2 separate regions of the Homo sapiens genome follow, and region 1 is linked to region 2. Evidence: read pairs that join two places in POLR2A ChIA-PET (ENCODE). Cell type or tissue: OCI-LY7. All regions are shown on one strand.

Evidence for each region. ChIA-PET counts read pairs that join two places held together with the same protein. Peaks named below come from ENCODE experiments on the same cell type or tissue, not always from the same donor. Only the 100,000 strongest peaks of a DNase experiment are listed, where the experiment ranks them.
Region 1: POLR2A ChIA-PET joins it to region 2 with 7 read pairs; 5 of 35 experiments call an interaction of 5 or more read pairs at or near these places.

What each region holds. Positions count from the first base shown.
Region 1 is chr2:171,278,107-171,286,106 of GRCh38, forward strand. All of the region lies in intron 1 of LOC105373737 (a long non-coding RNA gene), which reads right to left. Among named protein-coding and RNA genes, the nearest start is that of TLK1, 120 kb to the left of the region's middle. In OCI-LY7, no CTCF peak of the experiment used is centred here; no DNase peak of the experiment used is centred here.
Region 2 is chr2:170,946,533-170,954,532 of GRCh38, forward strand. It overlaps GORASP2 (golgi reassembly stacking protein 2), which reads left to right. Exons shown (of 10, transcript NM_015530.5): 2 at 1,818-1,898; 3 at 3,007-3,210; 4 at 3,672-3,758; 5 at 4,796-4,926. Among named protein-coding and RNA genes, the nearest start is that of GORASP2, 21 kb to the left of the region's middle. In OCI-LY7, no CTCF peak of the experiment used is centred here; no DNase peak of the experiment used is centred here; H3K27ac peaks cover 494 bases.

The DNA of each region.
Region 1 (8,000 bases), 330 kb after region 2:
TTGCTAGGGCTACCATAACAAAATACCACAGACTGGGTAGCTTAAATAAAAATTTAAGCTCATGTTTCTGGAGGCTGGAAGTCTAAGATCAAAGTGCTGACAGGTTCTGTTTCTCCCGAGGCCTCTCTCTTTGGCTGGTGGACAGCCACCTTCTTGCTGTCTCCTTTCATGGCCTTTTCTTTGTGTGTGCCTCCCTGTTGTCTCTACCTCTTCTTATATGGACACCAGTCATATTTGATTAGGGTCCCACCCTTATAACTTTAACTTTAATTACCCCTTTAAAGGCCCCATCTTCAAATGCAGATTGAAGGGGGTTAGTTTCAATGTATGAATTCAATCCATAACAGACAGGAAAGAGATAGGAGAACAAAATTTTTTTGAAGAAATAATGGCTGAAAATTGTCCAATTTTGATGAAAACTCTAAACCCAGAGATCCAAGAAGCTCAACAAACCTAAGCACAAGACACAAGAAGAAAACTATACCATGGCACATGATAAATTGTCCAAAGCCAGAGATAAAGAGAAAAACCTTAAAAGCAGCCAGAAGAAAAAAAAAAAGGTTTATAATGTACGGAATAAACAAGATAAGAATGAAAGTAGAAAGGTAGACTTCTTGTCAGAAACAATGCAAACCAGAAGAAAGTGAAGCAACATCTTTAAAGTACTGACGGAAAAAAAAATTGTCAACGTAGAATTTTATACCCAGTGAAAACCTCATAAAGACATCTTCAGACATATGAAAGCTAAAAGCTTTTCACTAGCAAATCTGTACTATAAGAAATGTTAAAGGAAGTCCTTGAGGCAGAAGGAAAATGATATCAGACGGAAATCTAGATTTATACAAAGGAAAGAAGAGAATCAGAAGTGGCACCTATTTGAGTAGTAATAAAAGACTCTTTTGTTATTTAGAAAAACCTCTTTAAAGTATAATTGACCATTTAAAGCAAAAATAATAAGATATTGTGGGACTATAATAAGTACAGTTGACCCTTGAAAAACACGAGTTTAGACTGTGTGACTCCACATACACAGATTTCTAAAAATAAATGTATTGAAAACATTTTTGGAGATTTGAGACAATTTGAAAAAACAGATGAACTGCATGCATATCTAGAAATATTAAAACAATTAAGAAAAAGGTATATCATGAATGCATAAAATATATGAAGATACTAAGCCTTTATCATTTACTACCATAAAAAAAACAAATCTATTATAAAAAGTTACAATTTATATGCACACAAACACAGACCATATGTGGTGCCATTTGAAGTCGAGAAAAATGTAAACAAATATAAGAATGCAGTATTAAATCATAGCTGCATAAAATTAACAGCAGTACATACTGTGCTACTGTAATATTTCATTGCCACCTCCTGTTGCTATTGTGAGCTCAAGTATTGGGATTATCTGCTTAAAACACCATGCGACCCTAATCTCCTTATGAGCAGTTGTCCCTTCAGTAAATTGCATATTGCAGTAAAAAGTGATCTCCCCTGGTTCTTGCGTATTTTTCATGTTTAGTACAATACCATGAACCTTGAATAACATCATGGGACCCACACAAAGTGCCACTAGTGATGCTGGAAGTGCTCCCAAGAAGCAGAGAAAAGTCATGACATTAAAAGAAAAAGTTGAATGGCTTGATACATACCACAATTTGCAGTCAGACACTGCAGTTGCCACCATTTCAGACAGATGATATATCTTGTAAATGGATGGCGTGAACTTCCGGTATGGATAAATACAGCACAGAACTGACAATGTATGTTCTCTTCTTTATGATTTTCTTAACATTGTCTTTTCTCTTACTTACTGTATTGTAGGAATACAGGGTATAATACATATATAAAATACGTGTTAATCAATTGTTTAGGTTATCAGTGAGGCTTCTGGTCAATAGAGGCTATTAGTAGTTAAGTTAGTTAAGCTTGGGAGAAGTCAAAAGCTATAGGAGAATTTTCTACTGTACAAGACGAAGGGGGAGGGCAGTGCCCCTAACCCTTGCATTGTTCGAGGGTCAACTGTAATTATAATAAAAATGAGTTCTGAGTGTTGCTACGGGATTAAGCTGAAGCTGTGAGATAGGGATTGCGACAGCAGTGTTAACTGAAACTGCTTATTTCCTCAGAGAGCTTACAAGGTCAAACCATTTCTTACTTTTTCTGCATTAATTTGATCACAAAGTAAGATGATTACTGCTTTATCTGATTTTTACCACTTGTGGTCTTAGTATAGTAATATCTAAGCTCACAATTCCTCCGGGTATAAGATCACTTTATAGTATAAAGATCCCTTTAGTCTGTCTGGATTGAGTGTGGTGGCTCACGCCTGTAATGTTAGCACATTGGGAGGCCGAGGCGGGCTGATGGCTTGAGCCCAGGAGTTTGAGACCAGACTGGGAAACATGGTGAAACCCTGTCTGTACGAAAAATGCAAACAATCAGCCAGGTGTGCTGGCGCGTGCCCATAGTCCCAGCTACTCAGCAGGCTGAGATGAAAGGACACCTGAGCCCAGGGAGGTCAAGGCTGCAGTGAGCCATGATGGCGCCACTGCACTCCAGCCTGGACAACAGGGTGAGACTCCATCTCAAAAACAAAAACAAAAACAAAAAAAGCCTGTCTGGGCAGACTGGCGGGGGTCAGAGTCCTGTCTTTACTAATTTCAAAAATAGTCATTTAAAATAAGTTTAGACTTAGCTTCTGACACAACTTGGATAGAACTCTCCTTTTTTGGGAAAATTAGGAAGAAGATGAGGTAAAAGCGTCTCCTTAAAAGTCAGAGGCAGAAATTTAACCGGGGGATCATAGATGCACATAGCTAACTCGATAGGCCCTTTCTCTACCAGCTCGAGGTAGAGAAACACAAGAAAAACTCAACACCATAGGTTGTGTCATAAATAGGATAACGGGTTTGGGTTTGTAAAATCGTCTGGATATTTCCTTATTCCCACATTTCCTTACTCCTCCTTATTAAAAACACCACTTTGGGTCACTTTTTAATAGATTTATTTTATTTATTTATTTTTTTCAGTAATATACTTCTCCAGTAGAAGGCCAACGCCTTGATGGCAGGGCAGCTGCTTTGGGTTTGGAAAGTACAAGAACTAGTCTCTGGTAGGTGTGGCACAATGGAGAAGGAGGAACCATGCTTTATATTCATGCAAACATAAATCAGTGAAAAGCAATTGCCTGTAGGGATCAGGCCTGAGGGTGGGAGAGCAGCTGGGCAGAGATCAGCTACCATCTGGTATGATGACCTACATTTATTAATAGGAAAATGCGCATATTATGTCGTTGAGTAAAACAACAGGTAACAAGATAGTGTGTAGTGTGCAAAGATAAATACTTGACAAGCTGTGCTGTGGTGTGATTTTAGATTGATTTCATTTTTTTTGTTTGTTCATTTTCATGTTCTACTTTTTTTTTTTTTTTAACACAAGATACATGTTTTACTTACTAAACTAGGGGGAAATAATACGAGTTTTTAAAAAATTGAATAAGATTCTGGACCCTCACTGAGAATTCAGATACTCAAGAGACTTTTCAAAATTCTCACCTGTCTTCAGTGGCTTAGGGTGTTCTTACTTGGGGGACAGGGATTCGGGCACAGTCCCTTCAGTAGAAAATTAGCCACTCTTCAAACAGCCTGTGTACCTCTTGAAAGTACCAGGCTAAGGCATCCTCCAGAAACCAACACAGAAGTACAACAAACGTTTCTCAAGAACATTGGAAACAAGCTAATGGCCCAATATCATGTGATTTTTAAAGTAAATTATGGGACCGCCAGATAATTGGAATATTTGCAGCCATTAAAATCTATGGTTTATAAGAATATTTAATAACATGAGAAAATGCTCAAATTGTAACATTAAATTTAAAAAGTCATATGTGGTGTTATGCTATTTGAAAAGAGAATTATATATGCAATTTAATTTCCAAAAGGAAATAGACCCAAATGTTAATAAATGTTATCCCTGGGTAATAAAAATATAAATAATTTCAGTTTCTTTACCCCTTTCTCTAATTTCAAAAATTCCTACCATGACTTAGTTTTATAATTGGAACACAAAATGTTATTATTATAATTATTTTAAAAGAAGTTGGCTTATAGAACTGGAGAGAGGTTCATGACAGGCTCTAAAGCAGACAGCGTAGGTAAAAATCCTGGCTCCGACAAGTCAGCAAGCCACTGTCCCTCTCTGTGGCTCAATTTCCTTTTTCTTTTTCTTTTTCTTTTTTTGAGACAGAGTCTTGCTCTGTTGCATAGGCTACAGTGCAGTGGCATTATCATGGCTCACTGTAAGCCTTGACCTCCCAGGCTCAAGCAGTCCTTCTGCCTCAGCCTCCCAAGCAGCTGGGACTATAGGCACAGGCCACCATGCCTGGCTAATTCTTTAAATTTTTTGCAGAGACAGGTTCTCACATTTTTGCCCAGGCTGGTCTCAATCTCCTGGCCTCAAGGGATCTTTCCACTTTGGCTTCCCAAAATGTTGGGAATACAGACATGAGCCATTGTACCTGGCCTAATTTCCTTATCTTAAAATAGAGATAATGATAGTACCTATTTCATAGGATGACTATAAGATTAAATGAATCAATTCATAATAAAGTGCTTAAAATAGTGCCTGGCTTATAGTAAACGCCTCCCAAAGTTATTATGATTGCTATTATTATTATTGTAGGTCGAAAGTTCTAGCCTCCTACCTATTCATAAGTTTAGCTTTTCAATAAAAGCTGTTTTCTAAACATAATCACAGACCTCCAAGATAAAGTGGAGCCTATATACAGTATTTATTGCAAAAAACTCTTAATAATTTCCTTTTGGATCAGGTATTTAGCTTGCTGAATTAGGCAATGAAGAGTAAACTAGTTAGAGAGCCAGCCTGTGGTTGCTTTTTTCTTTCTCTATGGCCTTGATGCTCTAGATGTGATCACTGAGTTATACCTGTTTATTCCAATAACAGAGGAGTAAAGAAGAGCTCTCTAAATTTTTCCTTGGTGCACTCCAAATTTATAGTTGTATCTCACCTCTCAGAATTTGGGTCCAAATTTGGGTGAAAAGTCAATGCTCAAGATCACACAACTAATAAGAAGTAGATCTGGGATTTGAACTTATGTCTATCTGGTGCCACACTTTTTTTTTTTTTTTTTGAGATGGAGTCTCACTCTGTCGCCCAGGCTGGAGTACAGTGGCACGATCTTGGCTCACTGCAACCTCTGCCTCCCGTGGTTAAGCGATTCTCCTGCCTCAGCCTCCTGGGTAGCTGGGACTACCACCAGGCGACATCATGCCCTGCTAATGTTTGTATTTTTAGTATAGATGGGGTTTCACCATGTTGGCCAGGATGGTCTCAAACTCCTGACCTCAGGTGATCCACCCCGCCTTGGCTTCACAAAGTGCTGGGATTACAAGCCTGAGCCACCACTCCCAGCCTGGCACCACACTTTACTGCTTAACCTATATCTTTTTTTTTTCTTTTTGAGATGGAGTCTTGCTCTGTCACCAGGCTGGAGTACAGTGGAGTGATCTCAGCTCACTGCAACCTCCACCTCCCAGGTTCCAGAGATTCTCCTGCCTCAGCCACCTGAGTAGCTGGGATTACAGGCGCCTGCCACCATGCCCAGCTGATTTTTGTATTTTTAGTAGAGACGGGGTTTCACCAAGTTGGCCAGGATGGTCTGGATCTCTTGACCTCGTGATCTGCCCACCTCCACCTTCCAAAGTGCTGGGATTACAGGCGTGAGCCACCGCACCCAGCTTAACCTACATCTTATGACACTTTCCAAATGAAAGAAGAAAAACTTCAAGAGGACCACTTTATCTATCAAAACCCAGTAGTGGGAGATAGAGAGGATCAGTTTATTTTCCACTTCTCACTCCTAAATCTCATCAGCACAAAACAAATAAAGATCTAGCATGGCATCAGTGCAAAGATCAGCTCCTGACTCTAAAACAGAGCACAGAGCAGAAGGAAACTGTTTGCTTCATAAAACCAAGAATGGGTTATAAGTGAGGCCCCAAGTGCACCATGAATTGGGCTAGAAATCTGAATCCCAGTGTCATTATTTCAGGGAAACAGAGCTTCTCAGATGAGCAACTACTCTGGGTGAATGCTTGGGAAGCAACTGGTAACCTGGTGCTCTGAGAGCCTTGGGGTTTGGCCAGCTCCTATAGCATGAATGGTCTGTGCTGTCAATTCCTATCTCTCTGTCATCTGTATCCCTGCCTATCTAGTAGTGATCTCTTTCACCTGTGTTGCTCCTGCTTAAAAACTAGAATGCCACAACCTCTTCAAAGCCTGCCCCTACCCTCTGGGGACAGTGAACCATTCTCTCCTCTACTGAGCTCACTGGCTCTGGGCATTTTCCTCCATGGCATTCCTTTTCGCTGTGGATTGATGCTTTCTGTCCTCTCACACCCCAATGAACACCTTGAGGTCAAAGCATACAACCCTTTTTAGAAAAAAATTCTTTTAGGATTGATGGAAATGCATTGAGATGATGGAGGTAAAATGATGGACAGTGCCTGGTGCACAATAGGTGCTCAATAACTGTTCTTCCACTTTATTGGTTCTCCCACTTAGTATTCCCAGCACTCAGTGTGATTCCTCAAAGGCCATGGTTACTAAACAGATTTTTCGTGACTAAATAAATAAGTAAATAAATGAACACATTCTACCTCCTGCCTCAAGGGCAGGTGTCATGTCTCCTGCTGAGCTCCAGGAATATCTCCTTATTTTCATTTATATCTCTGAAATATGTGTAACAACACTGGTCACATGGCTGGGTATAGTAAATAACTTAATTGATTTTCTTTTGTTGCAAAAGATGTTGGTAGATTGAAATTTTACCTCTAAGGCATCTATAGGAAAGATGTGTTCTCCTATCTGTTTCATTTTGAGTAGAGTGAGATTGCCAGGGGTCTTATATACACAGCTTTAGGTCTCTCTAAGAAAACTTTAGCTTAACCCACTTGCCAATTAGAGGGTTGTTTTCCTTTCTTGATTTCTTTCTAAACAGTCAATAACTAATACAAACTCTAGAAGAATAAGCTCTCCAAAAGTGAGGACCCTGGTGAAATCCAAACATTTACTGCTATGATCCTAAGTAAGGGCAGGGAAGTCTCATTTATTTCCATATCCCTAGTGCCAGCCTAGTATTTAATGCATAGTAGAGACTCAAAAAATATTTCTTTGATAAATGAAGTTGCTTTTAAGGCAGTAAAGAGAAGTAAATTTATTAAATCTGCAGTGTAATTTTGTGATTATCTATGGCTTTAGAGTCACACAGTACAGAGATGAAAAAATAATAATTTGCCTATCTGGATAGAATCGTACAATTGAAAAAAGTGTTTTATCATGTATCGTATAGTATTATTTACATACCATTCATTGAGCCTCTAGTGTATAATAGGTGCTTTAAATATCATTGTATCTAATCCTGACAATGCATCTTGAAATGTTATTATAATGTCCATTTTACAGGTGGAAAAAACAAGCTTAGAGGGGCTAAATGATTTGCCCAAGGCCACAAACTAGTATTGGTCCCCACATTAAAATGTGAGCTTCATGTAGGCAGCATCTGGCACCAAGAATAGCGCCTGGCATATAGTAGATGCTAAATAAAGATTTGTTGAAGAATGAACCAGATCTGGCTGACTCCAAAGCCGTCATTCTTTTCATGACGTTATTTGCTACTCTGTAAACTGTCTTTTGAAGTATCAGAGCAAGTAGCACACTTCTTTACATCCATGAGGACCTGAGGTCCAGGGAAATGAAGTTAATTTTTCTACATTGCACAAGAGTGGCTGGGCCAGGAGTGGAACTCAAGTTTTCTGATAGTATTATTTTCTTTTTTCTAGTCTGCAGGGAGACCATGAGGCAGAGATAGGTTGTGGGCCACTTCCTTTCCTCAGGAAAGTTCAGGGGTCTGGCCTGGGGAGGAACATTTCAGAAGGAGTTATATCCAAAACTTTCTACCTAGAAAAGTGATTCAA
Region 2 (8,000 bases):
ATGAACCTATGAATTATATTAAAAGTAATCTCACTCTTTCATTTAAAGGCCAGTAAATGTAGCTCTACCCCTTCTTTCCAGCCTTTTGTTAGACTAATAGTTTCAAGATGGACTTTTGGCCGGATGCAGTGGCTCACACCTGTAATCCCAACACATTGGGAGGCCGAGGCGGGCAGATCACTTGAGGCCAGGAGTTTGAGACCAGCCTGGCCAACATGGTGAAACCATGCCTCTACAAAAAAAAAAAAAAAAAAAATTAGGCGGTGTGGTGGTGGTGCACACCTGTAATCCCAGCTACTTGGGAGGCTGAGGCACAAGAATTGCTTGAACCCGGGAGGTGGAGGTTGCAGTAAGCCGAGATTGTGTCACTGCACTCCAGCCTAGGCAACAGAGCAAGACTCTTGTCTCAAAAAATAAAAATAAAAAAGATGAATTTTTGAGTTTAACTTCCACCATTAGGCAGCTATGGAATCATAAGCAAGACATGGTAATTTTTTTTAACCTATCAAATGAAAGAATTGCACAAAATCCCTGGTTTTTAAACCTTCTTGGAGTTATGGAGAAACCCTTTGAGAATCTGATGAAAGCCACCAATATTTACACCCTGAAAACTGCTTATTCATATAAAAGATAGTGTGTAATTTCAGGAGCTGTAGTATTCTCTGAAGCCATCCACAGACCTCAATTTAAGATCCCTGGATTAGAGGATTTCTGGGTTAATCCTAGTTTTCAAAGTCTATAATTCTCTATTTCTGTCCACACTACTCTGTTGTCTAGCTACGCATGCTGTGATCCTCATTCTTCAGACTCCTGCTTCGGGTGTTTACTCATACTGTTTTGTCCATTTTCAGATGTCCTTCCTACCCCCTTGACCATCTTTACCTTTGAATGTTCTACCCTCTTTTTAAACCACAATTCCTTATCACTTTTTATGTCTGAAGCTTCTTCAGTCAGAATTAATCTTTCCCTTAGAACCTTATACCAAATAGCCTTTAGCCTGTTTGGTTTTACATTATAGTGATTAGAGGGCTGTGTATCCATTGCCCCTTCCTCTTCTCACCTATTCCTCAACAGATTATAAATGTCTTGACATACGTGACTATGTGCCTGTATTTGCTTTGTAACTGAGTGGTGCCTTGCTAGTAGTAGTCAAGGAATAATTGCTTGAATTTGTCACTTAATTGTAGTGACTGTCTGCTGTGTCCCCTGCTAATTGCTGAGAGGATTAGCCCCTTTCTCCCAAAAAAGGAGAAAGTGGTGCAGAAATAGAACCACAGAGGGAAAACCTCATATAGAAGATGAACTAGGCCCGGTGCAGTGGCTCACACCTGTAATCCCAGCACTTTGGGAGGTTGAGGCAGGTGGATCCCTTGAGCCCAGGAGTTCAGGACCAGCCTGGGCAATAAGGCGAAACCCTGTCTCTACAAAAAATACAAAAATTAGTTGGACATGGTGGTACGCACCTATAGTCCTCCCAGGTACTCGGGAGGCTGAGGCACAAGAATCGCTTGAATCAGGGAGGCAGAGGTTGCAGTGAACCGAGATTGTGCCACTGCATTCCAGCCTGGGCAACAGAGGTGGAGTCTGTCTCAAAGAAATAAAATAAAAATATAAATAGAAGATTAACTTAAAGAATGGGTAGAGTTTAGGGAGCTGGACGGGCATTATCTGGGAGAGATGAAGAGAAATGAGAGAACTAGCGTGTACTGTATTTCATTATCAGTGAAATTGGTCTATTTTTACTGAAAAGAGAGATTCGGCTTACAATTTTCACCTAAGCTTTACATTTTTTATTTTTGTCGTTTTTGTTTCCGCAGGTACAAGAAAATTCCCCAGGACACAGAGCTGGTTTGGAGCCTTTCTTTGATTTTATTGTTTCTATTAATGGTTCAAGATTAGTAAGTTCAACTTTCTGTAGTTTTGTCTATAGTATTTGTAATCTCTCAAAAATGGAATTTTTCAGATGACCTGAGATGGGTATTTATTAGTTACAATCATTATGTGTAGTATGCCAATTTATAGAAATAATCATGTATTAATAAACATTGAAATATCTATAATATTATACCTTATGCTCCACTGATTATCTTAGGGAAGTCTCTAGAATCAGTGGAGTCTTTTATATGTTAAATATTTAATTTTTATAAGCAGAAAGAAATAATTAAGATGTAAAAGATTGCTTTTTAAAGATGTCAGACTTCTGTTGGTTGTTGACAAATGGATTACTAGAAAGATTCATTCTCTCATCTCATTCTCTCAAACTCGTCAGTTTTCTTGGTGCTAAGTTTCACAATATATGAATAATGTTATTAGAACCAGACAGAGAGATGTGCTCCAAAGTACCAAATTAAAACCACTTTTTATACCTTGTTTAGAGTTTACCCATAATAAAGTTCTAAGATAAAGAAATTATATAATCTCAGCAAATTCTTAGGACAGTAGCCACTTGGTTGGTTTAATTTTTCGTAACAGTCTTAAGTTTTCGTTCATTACTTACAACATCTCTGACATATAAATAAAGGCCAACATCTGGCCTTTATTTGTTTATGAAATGAAATATTTAATATGCTGTTTCTACTTTCTTTTCTATCCAGCTCTTAATAAAGCATGTATTTAGAAATAGAGTCCAAAATTAAACGTTAACCCCAGTAAATGTTTTAGATTTTTATAATCAAAGTCATCACAACTTCGTTAGTAATGTGACTTCTTATGGCATATTTTGTTTTTACACATTGAAGCCCTAGATCATTCTAAATAATGTTGGGTTGCAAATTCCATAATCCATAATGAGCTATTAGAAAAAAGTCAGTTTCAAGTTGTTGCTAACGTAAGAGTTCTTAATTTCTTGACATTCTTTTACATAGAAGAAAATTTAAATGTTGGTGAAACCTTTGTTGAATGTTTTATTTATGTTGATTATTAATATTACTCTTATAGGGCCATAGGATGCTTAAGCTAACATTAAATTTTTATTTACTAAGGAATGTGATTTCTATGTGTTCACAGAATAAAGACAATGACACTCTTAAGGATCTGCTGAAAGCAAACGTTGAAAAGCCTGTAAAGATGCTTATCTATAGCAGCAAAACATTGGAACTGCGAGAGACCTCAGTCACACCAAGTAACCTGTGGGGCGGCCAGGGCTTATTGGGAGTGAGCATTCGTTTCTGCAGCTTTGATGGGGCAAATGAAAATGTTTGGCATGTGCTGGTACGTATCAACTGTGAACTGTTACTGGAGGTTCATGAAGCAGTGTGGAAAGATGTTTTAACAATGGTTGTTTCTGGCTTAATAAGATTGTAAGGATATTATTAATAGGCAATTTTTGCCAAAAATCAGCGTTCATTGCTTTTTAAGTATGGATCAATTTTTTTTTAAGTTGAGGAAGAGAAGCAAATGTACAAGTTTAAGAACTTTTTCTAATGATTTATTCATTATAAGATGTGTTAGAGTAGATAGCTACAAAAATATTTTAAATATTTGTTAAATATTATGTAATTTTTATGCTCAGAAGTTTAAAATATATTCTGTAGTTTCTGACATCTGACACATCTCTAGCAAGACAGAAGTATACAGATTTAAAAAATCAACATAATTAAAAATTGGACTATAAACCTTGGAAGATTATTTTATATATATTAATTTTAGGGTGTGTGTTTATGTCATTCTAGGAGGTGGAATCAAATTCTCCTGCAGCACTGGCAGGTCTTAGACCACACAGTGATTATATAATTGGAGCAGATACAGTCATGAATGAGGTAATTCGTGTGTTTATTCATAGTGAGAACTATATAAAATTTTCTCATTGAGGTTTGAGTTGAGAAAGATATTTGCATGCTTTGCATTTAGAGTTAAAATTTCAGTCTTTGCTGATCAAAAATAACTTAAGCCTCAGGGTGTTAAATGGAACATCTGGTAGGTGTCTTATTAGGTATAGCTGTGAGGAAAAACACATACTGTGCGGCAATTGCACAGATTTTATGTGTAATATACAGAAATCTTTGCATACCTGAAGTCTAAATCAAATTCTCATTTTCAATTGTTCATTGATTTCATTTTCTCTTCCCCTTTTTGTTCAGTGACAGCATTAGCTCAGCTATATTACATCCTTTTCCTTGTCTCTTAGCTAGCGGAAGTATACATTGCTAAATCAAAAATGAGAGAAAAGGCTGGGCACAGTGGCTCATGCCCATAATCTCAGCACTTTGGGAGGCCGAGATGGGAGAATTACTTGAGCTCAGGAGTTCGAGACCAGTCTGGGCAGCATAGTGAGACCTTGTCTCTACAACAAATACAAAAATTAGCCAGGCATGGTGGTGCATGCCTATAGTCCCAGCTACCTGGGAGGCTGAGGTGGAAGGATCACTTGAGCCTGAGAGGTTGAGGCTGCAGTGAGGCAAAATCATGCCACTGCACTCTAGCCCAGGCAACAGTTAGAGAGACCCTGTCTCAAAAAAAGAAGAAAAAAAAAAGAGTGAGAAATGAGGTGCCCAGACAACCAGGTCTTAATAATGGGAAGTAAAAGCAGAATATGTAGAACTCGGGTGTAAAAGAATTGTACTAAGAGTGCCAACTAGATCTTAAGGAACTGGCCATAAAGCCTTGTATGTAGTAAGTAGGCTTTGCTTGAATTAATATATTGAATTAAACCTGCTTGTGATTTTTATGTCTGGGGCAGGGCCCAGAATCTGTATTTTTTTCTTAGATTTCTCAGGTGATTCTGATAGCCAGGTTTGAGACACACTGTTCCAAAGTATGGTAACGTGAAACATTTTCTCCTGTGACACTTTTGCAGTCTGAAGATCTATTCAGCCTTATCGAAACACATGAAGCAAAACCATTGAAACTGTATGTGTACAACACAGACACTGATAACTGTCGAGAAGTGATTATTACACCAAATTCTGCATGGGGTGGAGAAGGCAGGTAAGGTCATTTTTTAGACTAAGTTATGACTGCTTAAACATACCAGTCAGATATGTTGCAGACATTGATTGTTTTTATTTTGAAAGAAATTACTGGTTTATTTTAAGACTCCTCTTAAAAAAAAGGGAAGAGCTAGTCTAGAATATTGAAACCAATTTTTTTAAAGTACATATCTAGGGAACATAGTATATATACTATAGTCCTTTTCTTTACTAACCTAAGAGCTAACAGCATTTCTTTTTAATTGAGAAATTATTGCGCATAAGCCATAATTATAGAAAAGCCTAGAATTTGGAAACATTCCACATGTTTTCAAAAGTTCTAATCCCATGCTGGGAAAAGGATAACTTAGTTGCTGCAGGCAGGAAAAGCTTCCGTTTGCTCACAGTATCTTTACCCACACTACCTGAGATTCTCCAGCTGAATGTTTCGCCACAAGTATTCTAACTTGTTGCAGTTTGAGAAAAGTAAGATAGATGTGTCATCCAAGAGTCTGGCCTATATGGGGCAATACTTGATCAAATTATCATTGTCCATTGCCCAGGTTTGTAAATGCCCAGAAATAGGATCTATTCGAGGCATTCAAAATTTATTCATTACAAGAGGCACTTCCTCATATAAACTACATTTGCAGAGAAGCTGCTATATTTGAATGACAAATTTTCAGTTTGCAATAGAAAAATACCCCCTCTCTAGTTAGAAGAATACTCAGGTCAGATTAGTACCACAAGAGTGCCTGCTGAGCATGGAATCAAACTGGAGGAAGAGATTCTGTGGACAGTGAAGACCAACAGCAAAGAACATCACATATTCTTTCATTTTTAATTATGTTAACTAAATTTGGCTACATTCTTTGGAAGACATTTTTTCTTTTGATGTGTTTAATACTGTCAGTTGGCCATTGCATTAGCTAGGCCCATACAGAACATTTTCGTCAGTCTGCCTCTGACCATGCATTTGGTCTTTTTGTGCTTCTGTTTTTATTCCTTCCTCAGAGGCTGACCACATTTCATTTATTAAATCTTATTTCTCTTAATTTCATTCTTAGGCTGTCTTTAAGTTTGCCCAGGGTCTTGCTGTTGCCTCAAGTGCATTGTCTATTACCACTTAATTACTTTGACCAATAAGCACCTTGTTTTCAAATGTAGCTACCTCTGAAAGGCCATAATTGATCACTATAAATTATTTAATCTTTATTTCTCTAAATCCCAGTCCAGTGAGAATTGCAGGGTTTTGTTTGTTTGTTTGGAGACAGCGTCTTGCTCTCTGGGCTGGAGCACAATCATAGTTCACTGCAGCCTTTAACTCCTGGGCTCAAGCTGTCCTCCCGCCTCAGCTTCCTGAGTACCTGGGACTACAGGTGTACACACTGTACTTGGCTAATTTAGAAACTCTTTTTTAGAGATGGGGCCTTGCTTTGTTTCCCAGGCTAGTCTTGAACTCTTCGCTTCAAGCAATCTTCCCACCTTGGCCTCCCAAAGTCCTGAGATTATAGGTGTGATCTTCCATGCCTGGCCGAATTGCAGTTTTGATTGTGAGGGAAGAAGGGAAGAAGGAACAAATAATTGTGAGATGAAGCATCATTGTGCATATCAGACTGGTAAAGGAGGAGCTAGGCCTGGCATGGTGGCTCACGCCTGTAGTACTACCGCTTTGGGAGGCTGAGGCGGGTGGATCACTTGAACTCAGGAGTTCAGTACCAGCCTGGGCAACCTGAAGAACCGTTGTCTCTACAAAAAATACAAAAATTAGCCAGATGTGGTGGCATGCACCTATAGTCCCAGCTACTCAGGAGGCTCAGGCGGGAGGATTGCTTGAGCCCAGGAGGCAGAGGTCGCAGTGAGCCAAGATCATGCCACTGTGCTACAGCCTGGGCAACAGAATAATAAATTGTCTTAATAAATAAATAAATAAATAAATAAATAAAATTAAAAAGGCTGAAGTTGGCTACTGCCTGCTCACCCAGCTTTTGGTGGCAGTGGAGATAATAGATGATGTGGCAGGAGAAGGGCACAGAGGTATTCATGCATGGCCTACTCTGAAATTGTCAAGTTGTTTGGGAAATAAAAGACATCATGATGGAAACATAAGTTGGAACCTGATTATGGAGAGCCTTAAATACCACGGTCAGGACTTCCGATATATTTTGAGCAGTTGAGGCTGTGATAATTGTATCAGTAAGGGGTTTTGGGTTCAAATGGTAAAAACTAGCTGTCACCATCATAAGCAGATAACATACTTAATGATATGGATTAGCTCATATAATCAAGGAAACAGCTGAAGAACCAGATGTAGAAAGGACAGGACTCAGAAAACCTAGGGATTTAGATAGGAAGAAGTATTTGGCAATGTCATCAGCATTCATTCTACTAAACCCATTTTTGTTTTTTCTCTGACTCCCAAGGTTTGCAGCCATGGGCAAGAGAAATTGGCCTGGCTTTGACCATGAGCCATTCCCTTGGTTTGGGCAGGGCAGACACTCTGATTGACAATCCTACCAGCACTGCACACAACAGCAGAGAAGTAATTCCCCAAAGGGAGGAAAGAGAAAGGAATGTTGAGAAGACATCAGACTAGAAAGAAGCAATGTGATCACATCTTACTAGAAAAATGCCTCTGGTGGCAGTGGGAGGATGAAATAGAAGAGATCTGGGTTGAACATACATGACTGATTTGTGTCAGGTTCTGAAAGAGAACTATGGAATGTGTAAATGATGTCATCATACAGACGTGCTTAGAGCTCTTCAGTGGAAAGGCTGTATCGATGTCATTTGTTTAGCGAGTAATCATCAAATGTCTGCCATGTGCCGGCAGCTATGAAGGCAGTAAACAGACAAGGTCTCTGCCCTTCAGGACCTTAACATTTTGTTGGGGGAGATAGATAGTAAATAAATATGCAGTGTGTTGGATGGTGATGAATTCTTGAAAAATAAAGGAGTAAGGGTGATATCCACAGTGGAGGGCAGGGTGTTGTTTTCTGTGGGGTGGTCTGGGAGACCTCTGCTTAGATGACATTATCTAAAAGAATAGAAATTTGTTTGTTTTTATCTTTTAAAATCTCAAAGAAGGGAGTG